Regions from separate parts of the Homo sapiens genome. Here region 1 is linked to region 2. The links are chromatin loops, found by intact Hi-C in ENCODE. Cell type or tissue: Caco-2. All regions are shown on one strand. Links, peaks and the distances in the headings refer to the core of each region. The heading gives the core; the rest is flanking DNA.

The links. Hi-C counts contacts between places; a loop is a spot of excess contacts. Peaks named below come from ENCODE experiments on the same cell type or tissue, not always from the same donor. Only the 100,000 strongest peaks of a DNase experiment are listed, where the experiment ranks them.
Region 1: it touches region 2 in a loop (2.4-fold over the local background); 1 of 110 quality-filtered maps calls a loop at or near these places.

Annotation. Positions count from the first base shown.
Region 1 is chr4:188,598,659-188,610,660 of GRCh38, forward strand. It overlaps LINC01060 (long intergenic non-protein coding RNA 1060), which reads left to right. Exons shown (of 5, transcript NR_033869.1): 5 at 3,110-3,250. Among named protein-coding and RNA genes, the nearest start is that of LINC01060, 150 kb to the left of the region's middle. In Caco-2, for the core only: no CTCF peak of the experiment used is centred there; no DNase peak of the experiment used is centred there.
Region 2 is chr4:188,432,382-188,444,383 of GRCh38, forward strand. It overlaps LOC105377609 (a long non-coding RNA gene), which reads right to left. Exons shown (of 4, transcript XR_001741960.2): 4 at 1-2,584. Among named protein-coding and RNA genes, the nearest start is that of LINC01060, 17 kb to the right of the region's middle. In Caco-2, for the core only: no CTCF peak of the experiment used is centred there; a DNase peak (open chromatin) is centred at 6,160.

The sequences.
Region 1 (12,002 bases), core at 1,667-9,666, 170 kb after region 2:
GATATTAACAGCTGCTGACTGATCAGCATGATGGTTGCTGAAGGTTAACGTGGTTGTAGCAGTTCTTAAAATAAGACAACAATGAAGCTACCACATCAACTGATTCTTCTTTCACAAAAGACTGCACCGTATTCTATGATGCTATTTGATAGCATTTTACTCACAGAAGAACGTCTTTCAAAATTGGAGTCAATCCTCTGAAACCCTGTCACTGCTTTATCAACTAAGTTTATGTAATTTTCTAATTTCCTTGTTGTCATTTCAACCATGTTTATAGCATCTTCACCAGGAGCAGATTTCATCTCAAGAAACCACTCTCTTTGCTCATCCGTAAGAGTAGTTCTTTATCTATTAAAGTGTTATTATGAGATTGCAGAAATTCAATCACATCTTCAGATTCCAGTTCTAATTCTAGTTCTCTTGCTATTCTCACTACATCTGCAGTGATTTTTCTCCACCGAAGTCTTAAACTCTTCAAAACCATTCATGACAGTTGGAATGAACTTCTTCCAAACTCTTGTTAATGTTGATATTTTGACTTCCTCCCATGAATCATGAATGTTCTTAATTGTATCTAGAATGGTAAATCCTTCTGAGATTTTCAATTTACTTTGCCCAGATCCATCAGAGGAATGATCCATCACTATCTATGGGAGATATCGCCCTACAAAATGCATTTCTTAATAGGACTTGAAATTTAAAACTACTCCTTGATCCATGCACTGCAGAATGGATCAAGAATGGCTGCAGAATGGATGTTGTATTAGCAGGCATGAAAACCACATTTATCTCCTTGTACATCTCCATCAGAGCTCTTGGGTAACTAGGTACATTGTTGATGAGCAGCAATATTTTGAAGCACTTTTTTTTTTAAGCAGTAGGTCTAAATGGTGGGCTTAAAATATTCAGTAAACTATGCTATAAATAGATGTGCCATCTTGCAGGGTTTGTTACTGTATTCCTAGAGCACAGGTAGGGTAGATTTAATGTACTTTTTAAGGGACCTAAGGTTTTCAGAATGCTAAACGAGCACTGGCTTCAACTTACAGTCATTAGTTGTATTGGCTCTTAACAAGCGAGTCAACTTGTCCTTTGAAGCTTTGAAACCAGGCATTGACTGCTCTTGCTGTGAAAGTTCTAGATGGCATTTTCTTCCAATAGAAGGCTGCTTTGTCTCCAGTGAAAATCTGTTGTTTAGTGTAGCCACCTTCATTAATTATCTTAGTTAGACCTTCTGGATAACTTGTTGCAGTTTCTCCATCGACACTGCTACTGCACTTTGCACTTTTATGTTATGGAGACGGTGTCTTTCCTTAAACTGCATGAACCATCCTCTGCTAGCTTTCAACCTTTCTTCTTCAGCTTCTTCACCTCTCTCAGCCTTCGCAGAATTGAAAAGAGTAGTGCCTTGTGCTGAATTAGGATTTGGTTTAAGGGAATATTGTAGCTGGTTTGGTTTTCTTTCACGACCACTCAAACTTTCTCCATATCAGCAATAAGGCTGTTTTGCTTTCTTATCATTTGTGTACTCATTGGAAAAGATTTCCATCAGAAGCTTTTTGTTTACAGTCACAGTTTAGCTAACTGCTTGACATAAGAGGCCTAGCTTTCAGCCTATCTCAGCCCTTATCATGCCTTCCTCACTAAGCTTAATCATTTCTAGACTAAAAACACTTAGTCACTTGAAAAGTTAGAGGCCATTGTAAGGTTATTAATTGGTCTAATTTCAATATTGTTGTGTCTTAGGTAGTAGGAAGGCCTGAGGAGAAGGACAGAGATGGGGAAATAGTTAAATAGTTGTTTGATGAAGCCGTCAGTACACATACAACACTTAATAAGTTCAGTGTCTTATATGAGCACAATTCATGGTGCCCCAGAACAATTGCAATAGTAACATCAAAGATCACTCATCACAGATCACCACAACAGATATAAAATAAAAAGTCTGAAATATTGCAAGAATTAGCAACATGTGACCCAGAGACAGATTAAGCACATGCTGTTGGAAAAGCGGTACTGATATATTTACTTAATGCAGGGGTGCCACCACTTTCAATTTCTAAAAAATGAATTATCTCAAAAGCTCAATAAAGCAAAATGCAATAAAACGAGGTATGCACATCCTAATCACATCCTAAAGGCCTCACCTCTTAATACTGTCGTAATGGCAATTATGTTTCCAACTGATAAACTTTGGAGGAGGCACATTCACATCGTAGCACCATATAAATGAATGCAAAGCAAAATGGGCCCAAGTAGGTTGTTGAAAAACTAATGGGTAGAAGGGTCTTGGATGCTCACATTAATTGGAGGAAAATGAAAAAGAGACAGTAGGATAATCAATGGCAATAAGATTTCTTGCCATGGAAAGGTCTAAACTAGATATGAATGAAAATCCAGCTAAATGCAAAGATCAGGATCGGTCTTTTCCCTTTTTTCCCAAATATACACTATGTTATTTTCTACTTTATGTCTTTGGTACACAAAGTGAAATATGGCATGGGTTGCCAAATTTTGCAAAGTAAATAATACATAGAATTCAGACCCTACTGGATAAATACATTCTATTTTTAATGATTCAGAAGGGCCCTCATGAGGATGATTATTTTTATTTGTTTATTTACTTATTTATTTTTTGTGACAGAGTTTCGCTCTTTTGCCCAGGCTGGAGTGCAGTGGCACAATCTCGGCTCACTGCAACCTCTACCTTCTGGTTTCAAGCTGTTCTCCTGCCTCAGCCTCCCGAGTAGCTGGGATTACAGGCGCCCGCCACCATGCCCGGCTAATTTTTGTATTTTTAGTAGAGACGGGGTTTCACCATGTTGGCCAGGCTAGTTTCAAACTCCTGACCTCGTGATCTACCCACCTCAGCCTCCCAAAGTGCTGAGATTGCAGATGCGAGCCACCATGCCTGGCCATGATGATGATGATAGATTCCTTCTCAGCAATCCAGAGGAATTAAATCTAGTCTATCTTAATCCATGTTTATCAACCTGTATTGTGTAATTCAATTAGGCACTTAACATTAGAAACTTATAAAAACAAAAGTAGCATAATACTCAGCTGTGTTAAGAAAAATGTGATATCAACTACTCCTCCTTTATTACAGTGACTCAGAACACCCGTGTCCTTCCCAACATTGGATGCAATGCTAAAGACATGATGTTGCTCCTGCTGGACCACACCTTGAAGGAATTGCCTACCCCACCTCACCTCCAAAATTAAAGTCTTTCGTTTTGACAAAAGTTAATGATAAGGTTTGATGTGCTAATTTCAGCACCTCCACTTCATGTCTACACTGTGGACATATACTTTTTTGTTGTTTTGGGGTTTTTGTCATGTTTCACTCACTTTCTCTATTATTCTTTATAGCAGGACTTGCTTTAGAGTCATTACTTTCTGTTAAAGTTGTTCCTTCAAAAGTTGACAATTACTGGCTGGGCACGGTGGCTCACGCCTGTAATCCCAGCACTTTGGGAGGCTGAGGCGGGTGGATCACCTGAGATTGGGAGTTCGAGACCAGCCTGACCAACACGGAGAAACCCCGTCTCCATTAAAAATACAAAATTAGCCAGGCGTGGTGGTGCATGCCTGTAATCCCAGCTACTCGGGAGGCTGAGGCAGGAGAATCGCTTGAACCCGGGAGGCAGAGGTTGCAGTGAGCCAAGATCACGCCACTGCACTCCAGCCTGGGCAACAAAGAGTGAAACTGTCTAAAAAAAAAAAGCTGACAATTACTTTTCATTGGCTTCTTCACACCTAACACCTATCTTTTCACACAAGGCAGAAATAAATTGCTATTAGCTAATCTGCTAAATCCACTTAGAAATATAATCAAGAAAAAGGAAAACATCCTTGTGTCCAAGGCATTCTGATTTGTAAAAATGGTTTGTATGTGTCATTTACTCAAATCAACTCATTTCACCAAAAGTACTCAGAAACATAACCCTAAACATATGTGTATTCCATCCCAAAGTTTTTCATGTAGTCAGTATTTTTGTATAGTCACATTATAAAAATATTTTATTTAATAGTGTTGTTGATATATTAGTATATAGTGTGAGATTCAGATACTTAAATTTTTTGAAAACTTGCATTCATTAACATATCAACATATATTTTCTCCTTTTATTTACATTAATCTGTGATATCAACATGAGAGCAAGAATTATATTGAAATTTATATTTTTCCTGGAAAGAAAGTGAAGTTCTGTGAACATGAGTAATTTGCTCACCACCATCTAGCCAGTATGTCTGTAGAACTGAGATCAAAATCCAGTTCTTCTAACTCTTTCTATTTTCAAAGTAGAGATTCCTCCTAATGCCAAACAAGAGTTCCCTGGCTCTGTTTTCTATCCTAGGAGGTGATTGTCTTAATGATTTTGTTTTAAATTGTATCTTTTTTCAGTTTTATGTGCAGAGGATATAACATATACAAATATAATTCATGGAAACACTCAGGTTGTTCAGAGTTGGAATGTCAGTGATTTTGTTGTTTTAAGCACTATGACGTGTAGGAGACACTTACATATACTAACAGTATAGAAAGGAATGATCTTAATATTATATTAATTATAATTAATTAACAAATTTGCATAAATTTTACTAAAAGTATGACATCAGCCAACAGAATATTAGTAGTCAAGTGTGCACATTGGTGTCAAAATAAGACAGTTTCTAGCCTCAAAGAGAGTAGTTAGGAAAGCATCATTATATACACAATATCATATAGTATATCATATTTCTATAGTGCTTACAACTACAAAGCACTTCCCCTCCTTTTCTTCCTACTCAAAATGATCTTGTGAACTAAGCAGGGCAGGGCTTCATTCTATTTTACAGATAAGGCAGCCCTAGATCAGAATTCATGGCAGACATTCAATCTTCAAACACGTATCAAGAGACTGCTATGTGTCAGCAGTGATTTGGGGGCACTGGGCATGGGAAGCTAACACCAGTAGGGTGCCTCCCACAGGCTTCCAGAGTAAGGGAGAAGAAGGAACCATCATCCGTCACTGGGAGGCTGTGGTGACTGCCATACCAGAGGACAAGGGAGGCAGAAACAGTCTGAAGGCTCAACCGTGAACAATGTGTGTCTTTGAACTGTGAACCCAGTGTGTCTGTGTTTGATTCCAGTGCCTTTTTCAGGAGCAATTGAGTCACAAGCCATGAGATTCTGATGATAAATGTTACTGGAATTCAGAGAAGGAAAGAACATTGGGATGTGCTGGAACCGTTAGAGTAAGTGAGGTTCAGTGTTGGCTTTACAGGATGGGTTAGTGGTTGGATAGCTACAGGGAAGGGGAAGCATTCCAAAGAAGCAAATTACAAAGCAGGAGCTTGGCGAGAGACAGTGGGTCTTGCTATGGTGGTTAATTCTGTGTCAACTTAACTGGGTTAAGGGATACACAGAGAGCAGATAAAGCATCGTTTCTGGGTGAGTTTGCTGGGGTGATTCTGGAAGAGGATAGCCTTTGAATCAGCAGATCAAGTAAAGATTTGCCCTCACCAATGTGGGCAGGCATCATCCCATCCATTAAGGGTCCAAATAGACCAAAAAGGCAGAGACAGGATGAATTCTCTCTTCCCTTCAGCTGGGACTTCCATCTTCTGCCTTTGGAGATCAGAGCTCTTGGTTCTCGGATCTTCCAACTCCAGGATGTACACCAACACATCCCCCACTTCCCCACCCAGGCTCTGGCTCAGACTGGGATTTACATGATCAGCCCTCCTACTTTTGGACTCAGGCAGAATTACACCACAGGCTTTCTTGGGTCTCCAGCTCACAGAGGGCAGATGGTGGGTCTTCTCAGCTTCCATGAGCATGTGAACGAATGCCCATGTTAATGAGTGTGTGCATATGTATACACACATACCGATAGATTAGATAGACAGATGATAGATGATAGACAGATGATAGATGATAGACAGATGATAGATGATAGACAGATAGATGATAGATAGATAGATAGATAGATAGATAGATAGATAGATAGATAGATTCTCTGGAGAACCTTGACTAATGCAGTTGGGAATGAAGTGAGTTGTCAAATCTGACAGAGGTAGTGTATGTAGACTGAGAAAAATTAGAAAATGAAGCTTCACCAGTAGAACGGCACAAAATTATAAGTGACCATTAAGGCTGGGAGAGAGAGTTTGATCTTTATGCAGAAGAAAATAGGGTGTGGTATGCAGAAGGGTGGCATGACAATATGAGTGATTTAGAAAGCTTATCGCAGTGAAAGATGGATTCCAGAAGGAATGGGTAGAGACAGATTTATCAGTTAAAGAGCTGCTGTAACATTCCAGGCATGAAGGGTGAAAGTCTGAGCTTCAGCCTCAGTAGCCAGACTCGAGAAGAAAGGGTAAATTCAAGAGACACTTTAGAAGGGAAAATGATGAGCACAGTGACAGACTGCCTCTAGCGAATTTCAAAATGGCAAGCATCAAACATTACTCTTCTCTTTGTACTCATTATGCTTTTCATCTCATTGTACTTTCCATTAATTCTTTATGACGTGTCATTTGAGCAACAATAATTTAAACATTTAAGAAGATGTGTGACTATCATTTTCTGAGAAGTACAATGAGATGAAAGATGTTAAAAGTACACTGCATATAGTAAGTGCTCAATAAATGTTCATGAAGAAATTAAAATTTAAAATTGCTAACATATAAATCCTTTCAGAGATAAGTTTTGGGATCTAGAGTTGTCACACTTGAGTTATACAAAGCTTGAAGTCAAGAACAAAGAAATGGGGGTTTTAAGCAGTAAAATGTTACAGGAGACTGCTTTGGAAATTCAAGAAAAGAAATTGATACAAACAACTCGAGAGATGATATATTAAAATACAAATGAGAAGTATCCCATCTAATTTTTATACCAGAGGTATACTATTGAATCAGCAAAATTATGAAATTTTTATGGATTGGTAGTACTAGAATATACTCAAGAGAGCTCAGAAATGAAAACGTATCTGTCTAGTGACAAAAAACTAAAAATGAAGTTTTATCTCTGTCAATGATTTGTATATGATAATGACTGTATTATTATTATGAACAAAAGCTGAATAAAAATAAAGATATTATTAGGTCACTTCATGAAATTAAATTTTTGAATAACAAGTTAATTATAAATACAAATCTTCCAACATTTTTCGATCCAGATGATTCTCACAAAATTTAGAGACAAATGTGTTGTGCACTGACTTCACAATTGAGGAATGGAATCAAAATCATTGCTCAAATGTTAATTATACCATTTTGCTTGTTCAGAAAAACATATCTCAGTAAAATCTGATATTTATAAGTTTATAAAAATATTCACGGAAATTTTTTACAAAGAAAGAAAAGCCAACCCAGTCAATATAAAAATATTAATTTTATAAATAAGAAGTTTGCCTCTTATTCAGAAAAATGTTTTTCCCCAGAAAAATTTTACTTACATTAAACATCCTAAGCAAACAGCTGAAATTGTTTTGAAACATACAAAATATTGATGCGATGACTGTCTAGTAAACTAGTTTATTTGGAAATTTTCAATCATGTCATTCATATAGATTCTGAAATTAAATACAGAAAAACATCTCCAATGTACGTACAGTTTATGCACTGTTAGGAGGTTTTTTCTCTGTGGGAACACCATAGGGTACCCTTACCCAAACCTAGATGGTATAGCCTACTACACATCTGGGCTGTATGGCATAGCCTACTGCTTAGGCAATGAGCCTGTACAGAATGTCACTGACAGCAGGTTACTGTGCTGAATACTGCAGGCAATTTAACACAGTGTAAATATTTGTGTATCTAAACATATCTATTATAATTTTATGAAACCTCTATTACATATGAGGTTCATCACTGAAACATTGTTATGGGAAACATGGCTGTATATTCCCCTGAAATCATTAATTTTCATCATTTATATGCTCAGCATCATTTATATGCTCATTTATATGATTTTATAGAGTTGTTCAGATTTAGTTCATGAATGCTTTCTTCGGTTGCATCCTACCTAAACCTTTACAGAGATTCATAGCTGGAATTAATCTGATTTTTTTCCATAGTACATGTTTATCTCCTTTACAGCACTTATATAACAATGCTGCTATAGATCAGCCTTCCCTGGCATGTGTGAGGAATTCATTCAGTATTTGTTCAATAAGCAATACATTGAACTTTGAACACCTCTTCTTTCTTCTCTGGTACCCTGGATACGGAAGGTGCTCAGAAAATTGATTCTAATCTCTTCATATTTTTGCAGCCCTCAGCAATGTTAAATAACGTGTTTAAAATGAGATACATAATTTAGGGTTAAACTTCTTTTTTACACATATTAGAAGTATTTTAAAAACTAAAAGAGATTCAAACCGCAATCAAATTTGCCTTTGTTTTACTAAATGAGAAATGCTAATATTAGGTTTATGATAAAAATATTTTATCAGGAACAACAGTAAGTAAATAATTTTTTTAAAATTTTGACATCACTTGTCCTAATGTTATATCAGAAATCTTATCTAATCTGTTTTTTACCTGCCATTGTTCTCTGAGAGGAATACTTGACATAATGAACTCAAAATACGACTCCATGTTTATTTTTGTGTCCTTCCTCAGTTTTACTTCAGTGCTCAAGTTGTTTGTCTCTATTTTAAAACATTTTCTTTAAATAAAAATGCGTGTACAAATCAAGGTTGAAGCTAGATGCATCTTTCAGTGATCATTGACTTTATCTGTGTCTTTATCAAGAATAAAGAGCTAGCTAATGTCAGAACCAGGGTTTAATTTGTTGGCCGGGGCAGGGGTGGGGGAGGCTCTGTTTTTTCCTATTAAAAAATCCAACACTGAAGTATCCTCCTGAATACGTACATTGATATATTGTGTATAAAGAGAAAAATGAACATGTAATTTGTCTCCTTTAAAAATTGACTTTTTTAGTATAATGACACACACAAAGTGCAATAAGGCAATTCTCCCGAATGCATTTTCTTTGGGCAGACAGATGTAAGATGACTTCAGGAGCCTCAATAATTCATGCAGCTTCCTATATTGTCTTTTACATTCATAACACTTTAATCTATTGTTCCATTGTCTTGCTTGGCCAATATAGAGAAGTGATGACTGAATTCGGTTTGAAGTCTCAGTCTTTTCTCACCCTGGTTTTCTTGTTTCTATTCTCCCACACCAATAAATACGTGAAACCTAATAAGGATAAAAAAATTCTGTTGAGAGTAGAACGATATTTTAAAAACACGAGGTGTGACTTCTAGAGATAGGTAAGTTTAGACACATGCGTGCTGCATGCCAATGGACTTGTTATGCTCTTTTTTCTCTTCAATTAATCAGTACTAGAATTATACCAGAGACACATCTTATAGCCAGTTTAGTGACATTGCTTGACAACGCTCACATACTTACTGAACGAAGTTTATAATTTTTCATCCTCATAGCACCTTCTATCCTTATTACAACTAAGTATGTCAGAATTGCCTTATTATATATCACACACGAAAAACTAATTCTAAGAGAAGTTCCATCATTTACTCAAGGTGGCAGGATTACTGTCTTAATCGAAATTTAAACTGAAGTTTTCTGATTAAAATCATGTGATAATAGCATTACTCTCTGGGAACTCACCTGTCAGAGGTAACAACATTTTGTAGCTTTCCTAAAGATTTTTTCTCAAGGAGAAAAATTTAGGGTTCTAGATGAATAAGAGGTTACATCTTAATAACCTTCAACACATATCACCTGTCTCTAAAAATAAGCCTGTAATTGTCAGACTCCTGTTGATTAATTTCCTTTGCTGGGAAGACTTGATCCCATTTTCATTGCTTCCCTGCTAGCAAAGCCCTGTTCCTGTCAAATCATGTGTATTACAGTGCTTTTGATTTCCTCTACAATTAGTCTAGTTTTTTAATGATAGCGGTATGTGCCCATGATAAAACTGTAGTCTGCAAAATAGGAAATGGTGTTAAGAACAACATAAGAAGACTTTTGTTTCCCCTATAATTAGAGCGGTCCAAAATGGAATAGGCTTTCTCCTAAAAGAAATATTTATAGGTGTGCTGAAGCTGGTATTGTATGACGGCAGGTCAGAATGGCAAGAAGAAAAATCCTGCATCGACTGAGGGGTGGATCTAGATTAGTCTTTTCTAGCACTTTCCTCGTAAGAATCATCTAGGGAGTTTGTTAAAATACATTTTCCCTTGGTTCTGGCTATCTGTGTGTCAGCTAGATCCCGAGGTCATTTTTACGATCTGGAAGTTTTGACAATATTGCCTCGGCAGATGACTAACAGAACTTCCGCCTCAGCAAAAGTCTTTGCACTGGGGCTAGGAATGTGTCAAGTGAGAGCTTTTGTGTTTTGCGTTTTTTAAATTAGTATTATTTTTATTGACAAATCATAATTTTATATGTTTATGGGGTACAATGTGATATTTTGATATATAACAATGTGAAATGATTAAATTGAGCTAATTAACATATCCATCATCTCGTTTACCGATCATTTTTTATGGCGAGACGTTTGAAATGTACTCTTTTAGTCATCTTGAAATATACAGTATAGTACTGACTAGAGTTGTTCTGTCGTGCAGCAGGGGGAGGGAGGGAGGGCATGGGAAGTTGTTGAATGAGGGGTACAAAGTGATAGCTTTAAGTTGTGATTAAGCTGTGGTTCCTAGCTCGAGGGTTGAAAACAGTTGATGGACTGCAAAGAATATAAGGCATAAAAAAAAACGCAAGAAGATATAGAAAAAGAAAGGAAAGGATTGAAGGGGTGGGAGAAGGAAGAAAGAAATGAATGTAAGGAGAAGAAAACATGAAGAAAGGAAGAGAGAGCGAGAAAAAAAGGAAGGAGGGAAGGAAAAGCTGAGCTCAGATGGAAGAGGGGTATTTAATGCTCGTTGAATGCATGTGCCAAATTTCAGGGATAAATTGGGCAGAGTAGAAAATAAATTAAATATGACTCAAATCCATAGTAAAATATAAACTGGATCCCAGGCCAATTTTTTTTTCTTTTCATCTACTGTCAGAAAAGTAAAGTTTTTGTAGTAGGGAAATAAGGAACATTTGATTTTTATAAATCTCCTAAAACATTAAGAAATTTTTGAGTTTGAGGTGAACTAGGAAACCAAATATCAAATATCTGTCTCTTTTGTAATTATTTCTTGCCTGGCTCTCAACCTACTGTCTTCTCTTTTTTAATTAAAGGCTTCCTGGGATACATATGTACTCATATTTGGTCATGATATCTTTTGATACAATTATAATTCAAATAATTTAAATTATCAAAGAATAATTTCCATTTGTAGAGATGCTGAACAGACTCTAAGGATGACCGTATGTTCCAAGGCAGACATGATCCACACCCAAAAGCGTAAATAGCTTATATGAGCAGCTCTTAGAATGACAGCCATATGCAATAATCAGCTGGACACCTGTCTCTTTGTGTTTGCATACAGCAAAATATACTTAGGGAGCATTTCTACATCACAAAAGGAAGTTTTATTCAGCTTTATTATCAATGAATAATATATCAGAATACAGTTTGCATAGTGCCACTCATACCAAAATTACAGTGAATTTTCCTCTTGAGATGACTCAGTCTCAATAAGAGATCATTTGTCTATATACATATAACCTGCACAGAATGCAATTTTTGTGCATAAATATTAAATCATTATGATTCATTTTGTTTAAGGAACTAAAAATACAGTTAAATCTATTATTGTGCCTAACTATAAGAGTTTTCTGACTATGCATTACAATGTTTGAATCAATATAATTTTATTATATGTATGTTGTTATACAGTTTAAAAGTATGTTAGCTTAGAGTATTTAATATGTGGCACTCACAGACAAATAACAAAACGAAGTCCCTAGAAAATAGCATGATATTAAATGTTTTATCATGAATAAAAAAATATTTGAATAGTGCTTCATAGAATAATTACCTTTCTCTGGGTTTATAATATTGGTAAAGTCTAAAGATCTTCTGATTG
Region 2 (12,002 bases), core at 2,354-10,353:
AATGGTGGTGTTATGGATCAGGGTGGAACGGTGGAGGCGGTGAAAAGTATGTATCTTATAGATAGAAATATGTGAGAATATCACAGCCTATTCTAAAAACTGCTGAATCATTGAGTGCATATAGTTGGAGAAGTGGGTGGAGCAGAACAGCATAAGAAGAGAGTAAAGAAGTGTGCAGGGTCAGATTACATGAGGCCTTATAGGGCGTGGGACAGAGTTTCACTTCATCTTAAATGCAGTGAGAAGTCATTGGAGGATTTCAGGTGCGGAATGATACAGTCGGACTCACTCACATGAAGATTATTCTGTCTGCCAGGTGGAGAAGAGCTCATAGGGGAAGAAGCATAGAAACCCAAGAGCAAGTTAAGACACTAATGGCAGAGGTTAGGCAAGAGGTGGTGGTGGTGTAGATTGGGACGGTGGCAATGCAGATAGAAAAATAAGCGTATACAAGGGCTCCTTTAGAATTGGAACAGATGGGATAACTGGATATGAGGAAGAGGAAACTAAAGAGTGAAGCATTTTTGGTTTGGGTAACTGAGTTACGCAGTTTTTTTTTTTGAGATGGAGTCTCACTCTGTCACCCAGGCTGGAGTGCAACAGCACAATCTCAGCTCACTGCAACCTCCACCTCCCAGGTTCAAGCGATTCTCCTGCCTCAGCCTCCCGAGTAGCTGGGACTACAGGCGTGCACCACCACACACAGATAATTTTTGTGTTTTTAGTAGAGACCAGGTTTCACCATGTTGGCCAGGATGGTCTCGATCTCTTGACTTCGTGATCCACCCGCCCTGGCCTCCCAACGTGCCAGGATTATGGGCCCGAGCCACCACACCCAGCCCAGTTACAGTAGTTTACTCCAGAATAATACTACATGTATAAACATAGGTTACACACATACTTAAAAGAACATTAGAGTTCTTTTTTGTTTTTCTTTGATGTTTGGCTTTGATTTAATGGGATTTTACTATACACATTACTCTTAAGCAAGCCTTTAACACTCAGCACTTTAAAGTGCTTGGTACATAGTAGGCTTAAGTAATATTTTATCAAACTGAGCTGGAGAGTTCTTAGATATTGTTCTTATCTCAAATTCAGTCATCCCTTGGTATCTGCTAGGGATTGCTTCCAGGAACCCCATGAATTTTTTTACCAAAATCCACAGATGCTCAAGTCCCTTATACAAAACGGTGTCTTGTTTGCATGTCACTGACACACATACTCCGTGTACTTAAACCATCTCTAGACTGCCTATAATACCTAACGTGATGTAAATGCTATGGAAACAGTTGTTTTACTGTATCGTTTGGGGAATAACATCAAGTCTGTACATTTTTCAGTAGAGATGCAATGATCATAGGCCTAACTGCCTTTTCAATCTGCACGTGGTTGAACCCATGGATGCAGAGCCCGTGGGTGCTGATTGCTAACTGTATATCCTACTTCTAATCCTTCTTTTGTATGGAGTGAGCTTCCAAAAACCTTCTGAAACATTAAGTCATGCTCTTCTTTGAAGTCTGTGAATCCTCAGGGCTGTCGGCGTGAGAACCAAAGGCTGCAGTGGTGCACACAATGTCCTTCATCCCAGTAGGTTGATTGTTCAGCATCTGTGTGACCCAACCTCTCCTATTGTCCTTGATTCAATAGCTGATCTACTGAACTATGTAGCTGAATTACAGCTCCTCAAGCACAGTGCTGTCTTGGCTTGGAATGCCCTACTGCTTCTGTTATTATTATGATGACACATTGGTGATTTTTTTCCTATGAGAATCTTCTCTAATTTCCCAAGTGTAAGTTAGCTATCCTCCTGTGTGTGCCCTGAACCCTGTACATCCCCATCATCACAGTAGTTCATTGCCTTGTAATTGCTTGCTTGCTTTTATGTTTCTCCCATTGGACAATATATTCCTTAAAGCCAGAGATTTTTCCCTGTGATATTATCCTCAGAACTTAATATAGTATATGTTGTCATACTAAAAGCTTGATCAATACAACATACATAAGTAAAGGAACATTATTCTTCTACATTAGAGAATACAGTTCCTAGGGAAAGTATGTATTTAGACCACACGACTGAAGCAACAGGTCTGGGGAACACCCATACTCAAGGAATGGGGAGGAACAAAAGGCATTAGAAAAAAAAGAAATGGGATAGCCGTGAAAGCGCAAGAACAATGTTCAGAGTGTTTATCACGGCCGTCTGGAAAAAACAGAATTTCAAGAAATGAATGATCAGTCATGTCAAATGCTTATAAAAGTCAGGAATAATGGCTGTGAAATGTCCAATCAACTTGGCAATTAAAAATACACTGATGACTTTATGAAGCAGTTTCAGTATGTTGGTTGAGACAGAAGCCAGATGATGGGGTGCTGCATAATAAATGGCACATCGCAGGCTGATGACAGCACAGCCCTGCTTTAATACGGCAGGAAACACGATGGGTTCTGTGGCATCCTCCTACTCACTGTCTTCTGTGGATTGTGACTCCTGGTGACTGACAGATGTTTAATTTCCTGAGGGCAAGCAAAGTCACGGCTTTAATATGCCCGAGAATAATGATGGATGATGCAACTTTGGATAAGCCTGTAGAAGAGACAAGAGAAAGGAAGAGGTGTAGAAAAGCTCTGAAGGGGTCTGGGCGCAGTGGCTCATGCATGTAATCCTAGCACTTTGGGAGGTCGAGGCGGGCAGATAGTGAGGTCAGGAGTTCGAGACCAGACTGACCAACATGGTGAAACCCCATCTCTACTAAAAATACAAAAATTAGCTGGGCGTGGTGGCGGGCACCTGCAATCCCAGCTACTCGGGAGGCTGAGGCAGGAGAATCACTTGAACCCGGGAGGCAGAAGTTGCCGTGAGCTGAGATGGTGCCACTGCACTCCAGCCTGGGTGATAGAGCGAGACTCTGTCAAAAAAAAAAAAAAAAAAAAAAAAAAGAAAGAAAGAAAGAAAAAGAAAAGAAAAGAAAAGAAAACAGAAAAGCTCTGAAGGGAGAATTCTTGAGTGTGTGATGTTTGAAATACTAGACTAAAGGGCAGTTCAGTGGGACAGTGGGTGGAATTTGCAGTGGATACCAGAACAGAGTTTGGGAAGAGAGATTTGGCCAAGAGACTACACCCTGCAGATCTCCACTGACAGAGGAGTTAGTGACCAAGAGCCTGGCCACTGAGCTAAAATCCATCGTGCACTTGTGCTGTAACCACATTCCCATGGGCTGCTCTCCAGCCAATGACTGAATTGGAAGCAGGGATGCCTGTCCTGGGAGCCATGAGCTCCTCTGATGCCTGAGGTTGACTCGTGGACTTCCAGTAGCTTTGCTGAACCTTCCATAGACTGGAAAGCAGCCTAAGATGTTTTCTCGCAGACCCCTCTGGCTCCTTCACCGTTTTCCTTTTGCAGTAGTTTTCTTAATAACATCCTTGCATGTGTAATCCTGTGCTTATATCAGCTTCTCAGAGGGTCCAGACCGATATAATATCTAAAGGGTAGTTTTATTTTTGAAGGGAGGTGAATTGCTGTGTTATTAGTGTTGTACCCTTCTATCATTCGCTATCATTCATGTTTCTTTAAGATATATTCGGTAAAATACCCATTTCTCACTAATGCTGGTTAGAGTAGGTCTTTTTTTTTTTTTTTGAGACGTAATCTCCCTCTGTTGTCCAGGCTGGAGTGCAGTGGCGCCATCTCGGCTCACTGCAACTTCCGCCTCCTGGGTTCAAGTGATTCTCCTGCCTCGGCCTCCTAAGTAGCTGGGATTACAGGTGCCCGCCGCCATGCCCGGCTAATTTCTTTTGTATTTTTAGCAGAGCGGGGTTTCATCATGTTGGCCAGGCTGGTTTTGAACTCCTGGCCTCAAGTAATCCGCCTGCCATGGCCTCCCAAAATGCTAGGATTATAGGCGTGAGCCACTATGCCGGGCCAGGTCTTCTTTCTTGAGGGGAGGGACAAAGTGAAATAATGAGAACTGCTCTGCAATGTCTTCTTCAGAAGAGAAGCTGCCCATAGAACAGAGTCCCATGTAGATGATACAGTGATATTAAATAGAACGTTCCCCACAGAAGTTTAACGCGATTAGTATCAAGGTGACGCTTATAAATGCTAATGCAAGAATGCCATTCAGGAGTCTTGCTTTATACCTAAAAAAGCGATGTGTTCCTGATTGTGGAATATCTTTACAGGTAGAAGGCAGGTAATAGTTATATAGAAATAAAACAAAAATAACAATGTATAGGATACAGCCTCAAAGATTCCCAGAATATTAGAGCTACAAGGCACGTTAGAGACCATCTCCTAATTTTAAATGCTCTTTTGAATATTCTAGTGAGAGAAGCTGCAGCCTGTTGAGACTCCACAAGACTGAAGATATGAAAAGAGGAAATATGCATGAATGCCCGCACGGAGAACCACCCCCACCTGCTGCTCCCGCTCTAATGATCACGCCCATTATCAACTGGGGGATGGCTCTGTGCCTTGTCCTTGCATTACATGGACCAAGAACACTTCACAGGACTCAGAGAGGTAAATGAGAGAAACCTATTCTTATAGAGGATGAAAATGAAGCACACAGGGAGGTAAAGTGCCCCAAAATCCCATCTGAACTGGCTTTAGAAACCGTATATTTACTTTTTCATATAATTTGTTTATCTAAGGGAAAAAAATAACAGATGTGTTTAATGGCTTTAGAAACATTTAAACAGGTGGACCTCAAAATATGTGAAATGAACATATTGCCATTGTTTATTATAATTTTCCTTCCTTCTATTTTTGCTTAAAATTCCTCAAGGCCTTTGGATATGCAAAAAAAAATGAGCATTTGTTTTATTATGTTGCTTAATAGAAACAATTTTTTAAAGTATTGATTTACGCAGTGACCAAAATACTGATTCTAAACAACAAAACATGCAGCTGTTACGAATCCTGGACGAGCTCTGGAAATGTGTGGTATTGTCTTGCAAAGAAGCTGTTTTTGTTCTAGTCAAATATGGAAACTAGTTTAGAAACTTCATTTTAATATATAATTCTGATTTCAGTGTTACCAGTAAATATTAATGTCCTTTTCTAACAGTCTTAATTTCCTTTTCTCAACTCCCTTGAGTTATATATTTTATTGAAGCATTCATTTACCATCAAGAGAAAAGAATGACATAAGCATGTGTGCTGAAACGTGCGGCTTCCAGGCCACAGAGTTAAGGAAGCTACATTTGTTCTCCCAGCCCCTTACTTGTGCTATGCATTTAGAAAGAAAACTTTCGACGTCTATTGTTCTTACTTTTACAATTTATGATGTAGTTAATCCTATTCACCTTGTGTACTGAGGTAGGTCAGAATTTCTTCTCACCCTTTTCCTCTTCTAACATGACCTGTTCTTTCGCATCATGAGTCATAGAAATGTAAGCTAATACATAAAGTTTTTGAAAAGATGAGGAAAGAGCCAGAGAAATAATAATGCCCTGAGGTTGTGCTATAAGGTATGTTCCACATTGGCAAGAAGTCCCTTGCTTGGTAGATGTGTTCCTGTAAGCCCTAAAAGAAAGGGCAGGTGGCTGTCATACTCCCCTTATCCTCCGGACACAATCACCTGAGACCATTCACTAGGCCTTCCAAGGGGAAGCCCAGGTGAAACTGAAGGACAACCCTTCTGAGATGGACAGAAAAAGAAAAACGTGAAATCTTATGGTAAGGGTAAAAGGCCAAAGAGACTTAGGAACTGTAAGGTAGGGAGGAAAGAATGTGGGAGCCCAGAGAGACGGGTCCTCTGTGGCCGTAACAGTAGACTTTCAGTGGAGCGAGAGAGAACATGAGGAAACTCAGGATATTCTGCACCATGGTTTGGACTCTAAAAATGTATTTGATCATATGATGGGTTTATAGTTTTTATTCTTGGCCTCGGTCTCTGTTTTTTTTTCTTCTTATATGTTGTAGTGTTGGGATTCACTCAGATGGTGGCAGAAATATTAAAGGGAAATACTAGGGAAAGTTATAGGGAATAGTCACAAACCTTTTGGAAGGCTGAAAGTTTACATAGCTTGTAATAATTGAACAGGCTGAGGCAGCCGGTTCTTACCTTAGAGCATTAGGTCTTAGGGTAAATACTAGGGACAACAGAGGCTTCCCCACTTAAGTCTGTTTACCCTACCTCCAATAACTAACCTTTGAGCCAGATGGCCCACTTGTGGGGAGGTTGACTAGGGATATTGTCCCCTAATGGTATTTACCTTAGACCTTGGTACCTGAGCTTTAATCATTCCTAGAACTACTCTCTTAACCATGTTAATTATCCACAAGTGTGTTGACTCAGAGCTTCTGTTGTTAATTGTATACCAAATAAATGCCTGGAGTGCGAGCTGCTCAGGGCCAGCCACAGTGACAAACCACTCTTGGTGTGCAGGCGGTCGGACACTCAGCAGGACTGGCAAAGCAGAATATCTGTGTCAGTGTACGTTTTATTCGCCTGTCGTTTGGGTCAGGGTCCATGGGCAGACCCCCGCAGCTAATGCCCTCAAGGGTGAGGAGCAATACCTCATTATAGACTTAGTTGTGAAAAGTTTTTTTAAAATTAATGAGACAGTAATCAGGTATTTTAAACAACTGAATTTTACAAACCCTCATAACATTGAGTGGGAAAAAAATTTAGATCTCAGTCAACTCCTTGATCTTACACATAAAGAAACTGATGCTCAAAATATGAAAAGATTTTCCCAAGTTAATATTACACATGATCAGTGGATATGATACTAGAGCCAGTCTTTGATCTCCAATTCCAGTTTTCTTACTATAATAAGGTGGATTTCTTGTGAGGGAACCAACCGGATAAAGTAAAAAACCTACAGTTTCTATGAGGATCCACATACTTTCCTGACAATGGAGTAAGAGAAAATGTGGCAAGTGACCATTGGGCCCTCCAGGTGTCTTAGAGTGGTTGACATAGTTCCTGAACAAGAGTGGAAATCCAGCCTGGCACGGTGGCTCACGCCTGTAATCCCAGCACTTTGGGAGGCTGAGGCGGGCGGATCACGAGGTCAGGAGATTGAGACCATCCTGGCTAACACGGTGAAACACCATCTCTACTGAAAATACAAAAAATTAGCCGGGCCTGGTGGCGGGCACCTGTAATCCCAGTTACACTCGGGAGGCTGAGGCAGGAGAATTGCTTGAACCCGGGAGGCAGAGCTTGCAATGAGCCGAGATAGTGCCACTGCACTCCAGCCTGGGCGACAGAGTGACTCTGTCTCAAAAAAAAAAGAGTGGAAATCTAGGTGGATTCAGGGATAGGGAATGGTAGCAAAAAGAGAGAGAGAGGAGAGAGAGGGAAGAGTAAGGAGCACAGAAATAGAAAGAGCATCTGGTAGTGAGATGAGCTGGAATCTGGGGAGAGGGACCTGTGTCCAGGCAGGCTTCTTACAGAGCTGTCTACTTACAGAGCTCCACACCCACAGCGCCAGGTCAGTGATTTGTCTGTCGGTGCGCACCCCCATTCTGTGCTCTTTTCTGTATCACAGGGGACTGGATATCTGCAAGCTACATTTTCCACACTGCCTTCTGACTGGTATTTAATAAGATTTTGATAATGGGAGGCACTGGCAAGAAATGGGAAGGTGGGAGAAAGAGCAAATCCATATTTTTAGTCATTGTTTTTCCTGGTGGTGCCCTTGGCAGCAGTAACCACAGTGACAAGTGGATGCAAGCCCGGGTTCCCTCTAAGGTGGCACAGTTCCAATGGCAGCAGCAGCAGCAGCTGCTCTGACAGCTTTGTAACCACCAGTACTCCTGGGCCCTGGCTCTTGCTGTATCAGGAGTGTGAGCTCCTGGCTTCCTGTGCAGTGGCAGTGGCAGTGCTCACTGCATCCGGCAGTGGCTAAAGAAGGACTCCAGCCTCCTCAGCCCACAGCTGCGTGGACTTGGGGCTACACCATTGCTCTTTGGGGTTGTTTTTGGCTCATGGGGTGGTTGTGGCATCCTGAAGTTACGAACAGCAGTTACGAACAGCAGTTCCTCAGGTACCAGTCTTTGGGGAGCCTCATCCCCTTGTTGTTCCTGCCTGGCTTTTTGTGACGTTTAAAACCAATGTTCAAATCCAATGTGTTTGGAATGCTTAGAATTGGTTTTGTTTTCCTAACTGGACACGAGAGACACAAGCACTACGCGATCCTTCTACGTCATGCTCTTAAAAAATATGGCAAAGTTTTACATTATTCATCCATTTCTGCTGTTCCCGTGAAACTGACAATATACAAAGACCAGCGTGTGTGGGGCCCTGGAATATGTCAGTTTATATTTCTATTGTGTCAGTTTTCTTAGGGTATATGGCGAATATAAATATGACTATTATAATTAAGTGGCTGTGCATTTTCATATTAGAATTCATTATGTTGCCTTCTCAGTAGAAGCACTTTCTATGTAGTGCTTGAGCATATAGGTAAGTCAGGTGGCCACCTGCACAGTGTGATTTGAAGGTGTGAAGGTATCTCTCTGCCTCAAATAGCGATTAAATTTAACAGGTTCATATTCTGTAGTGAAAAAAATACAGTTGGCCCTCCATATCCACGGGTTCTGCATCCATGGATTCAACCAACCAAGGATAAAAATATTTTTTAAAAATTGCATCTGCAAGTTAATTATAATATAATGCTCAAGAAAATTCACAACATGAATGAAATGTTACAGAAGTTATAAATCCATTGCATTTATCAGTAGCTCATTTTTGAAAAGGGTCTTTGGATTATAGATTTCCACTTCTTTTACAAAGAAACATTGAAGTGAGAATTTTGTGGGTACTCTTTAAACAATAGTACATGAGTTTAATACATATTTTTTAAAGCCAGTAAATAACATTTTTCTGTGTCCACTTTAAAGTGTGTTGGGTATATAAGTGAATTGGACTGTATTTCTAATATGTGTGTAGGTTTAATTTTATATAGTTTTTAAATTGTTCTGTGATTAATCGGCCATTGAAAATGACCTTTTTAATTGTTGAGATTTACTGACTAGCCTTATATGGAAGGATTTGTATATCCTCACCATATATATATATGTATATATATATAAATATAAATATAAATATATATGGTGTATCTATATGGTGCATATATATAGCGTGTGTGTATATATGTATTTGGTATATCTATGGTGCATATATTTGGTATATATATGGTGTGTGTATATACACATATACATACCATATATACACACACATATATATACCATCTTTTATTTGTGTGGTGAAAAATACTCTTTTTTGGTGTAAAAAGTTTATTTTCTTTGCTAATAATGTCAGTTTGTAAAAAAAAGAATTCATCCTTACTGAATATCTATAGACCTTTTTGGTCAGTATTCCCTAAACAACGCAGTATAAGAACTATTTACGTAGCATTCACATTGTATTAGGTATTATAAGTAATTTAAGGATGATTTAAAATATACAAGGGGATGTGCATAGGTTATATGCAAATACTATGCCATTTTATATCAGGGTCTTGAGCATCCACGGATTTTGATATTAGCAGGAGGTCCTGGAACCAATTCCACATGGATACAGAGGGACGTCTCTCTCTCTCTTTGATATTGTTATATTATATCATATTATTTATATTATATATTTATATATTGGTAATATTTATATATTAGTTTAAAGGATTGTTATAAAAGTGGATTTTAAACCACAACAGCAACCAAAATGATTATGTGATGTTACAGAGGAATATGGTTGCCATCTTTTTTTTTTTTTTTTTTTTTGAGACAGAGACTCGCTCTGTCGCCCAGGCTGGAGTGCGGTGGCACAGTCTCGGCTCACTGCAAGCCCCGCCTCCCAGGTTCACGCCATTCTCCTGCCTCAGCCTCCCGAGTAGCTAGGACTACAGGCGCCCGCCACCACGCCGGCTAATTTTTTATATTTTTAGTAGAGATGGGGTTTTACCGTGTTAGCCAGGATGGTCTCGATCTCCTGACCTCGTGATCCGCCCACCTTGGCATCCCAAAGTGCTGGGATTACAGGCGTGAGCCACCCCGCCCGGCCTATGGTTGCTATCTTTAATAAATATTATGGACATAAGAGAGAGAGAGAGAATGCTGCTAGGTCACTTAAAAATGGAGATGTGATTTATGGGAATGTTCTTGTCTACATGTAATGCAACACGTGGAATCTTTATAATAGGTGTCAAGAAATTTCCCATTCAGGAGAATTCTGTAGGTGAAGGTTCAGAGGGAGCCATGGCTAGATGCTGGGCAGGGGAGGGTTAGATGCAGCCTCACTGGAGGGGTCGTTTTCTGGAAGTGATATCTAACATCCCTCCATTATCTGGAAGTGATATCTAAAATCCCCACCATTATCTGAAAGTGATATCTAACATCCACCCATTATCTGGAAGTGAATATCTAACTTTCCCCCATTATCTGGAAGTGATAGCTAACATCCCCCCATTATCTGGAAGTGAATATCTAACTTCCCCCCATTATCTGGAAGTGATAGCTAACATCCCCCCATTATCTGGAAGTGATATCTAACATCCCCCCATTATCTGGAAGTGATAGCTAACATCCCCCCATTATCCAGAAGTGAATATCTAACATCCCCCCATTATCTGGAAGTGTTATCTAACATCACCCCATTATCTGGAAGTGATGGCTAACATCTGCCCATTATCTGGAAGTGATATCTAACATCCCCCCATTATCCGGAAGTGATATCTAACATCCCCCATTATCTGGAAGTGTTATCTGACATCCCCCATTATCCGGAAGTGAATATCTAACATCTCCCCATTATCTGGAAGTGTTATCTAACATCCCCCCCATTATCTGGAGTGATATCTAACATCCCCCCATTATCTGGAAGTGATATCTAACATCCCCCCATTATCTGGAAGTGATAGCTAACATCCCCCCATTATCTGGAAGTGATAGCTAACATCCCATTATCTGGAAGTGAATATCTAACATCCCCCATTATCTGGAAGTGTTATCTAACGTCACCCCATTATCTGGAAGTGATATCTAACATCCACCCATTATCTGGAAGTGATATCTAACATCCCCCCCATTATCTGGAAGTGATAGCTAACATCCCCCTATTATCTGGAACTGATAGCTAACATCCCCCCATTATCTGGAAGTGATATCTAATTTCCACCATTAGTGACACTCCTCCATGTTTCAAGGTATGTATTTCAAGAAAGCCCTTGTTAGAATAACAGGAATTTATTGGGGAGAATAGCACAATGTCTTCTTTTTTTTGAGACAGAGTTTCGCTCTGTCGCCCAGGCTCCGGTGCAATGGCGTGATCTTGGCTCACTGCAACCTCTGCCTCCCGGGTTCAAGCGATTCTCCTGCCTCAGCCTCCTGAGTAGCTGGGACTACAGGCATGTGTCACCAACCCTGGCTAATTTTGTATTTTTAGTAGAGACGGGGGTTCTCCATGTTGGTCAGGCTGGTCTCGAACTCCCAATCTCAGGTGATCCGCCTGCCTCGGCCACCCAAAGTGCTGGGATTACAGGCGTGAGCCACCGCGCCCGGCCACAATGTCTTTATCAATCTACACGTAAGGAATTTTCTGGTAAAATAGTGCTGGGCAGATTGCAAGTGGGAGCAGTGACATTGGGTTTGAACAACAAACTTAAAAGAAAAGAAACAAAGAAAAGAACACATAATCTGTAGGCTGGGTTTCTGTCTGTCTGGTTTTGGGATGCAAAGAGAAGAAAAAATGAGGTAGTAGGCATTTAGTTATTTTCTAGCCTAAGATTAAAGTGCTTTTTGCTCCTGCCTAACTTTAGGAAAGTGAGGAAACAACATTCACAGACAAAGGACAATTGAGCATGAGCTCCAGGGGACCATCAGCAAAACATTTTCAGAAGATGTGAAGAGTAGGATGCGTAAGTCATGGAGCAGATCAGAGGCCTGTGGATAAGGTACCAAGGACAAGGAAGACTCTGTCGGTTGATGATCTTGAGCAGTGCTGCTAGGTCACTTCAAAATGGAGACGTGATTTATGGGCATGTTATTGTCTACA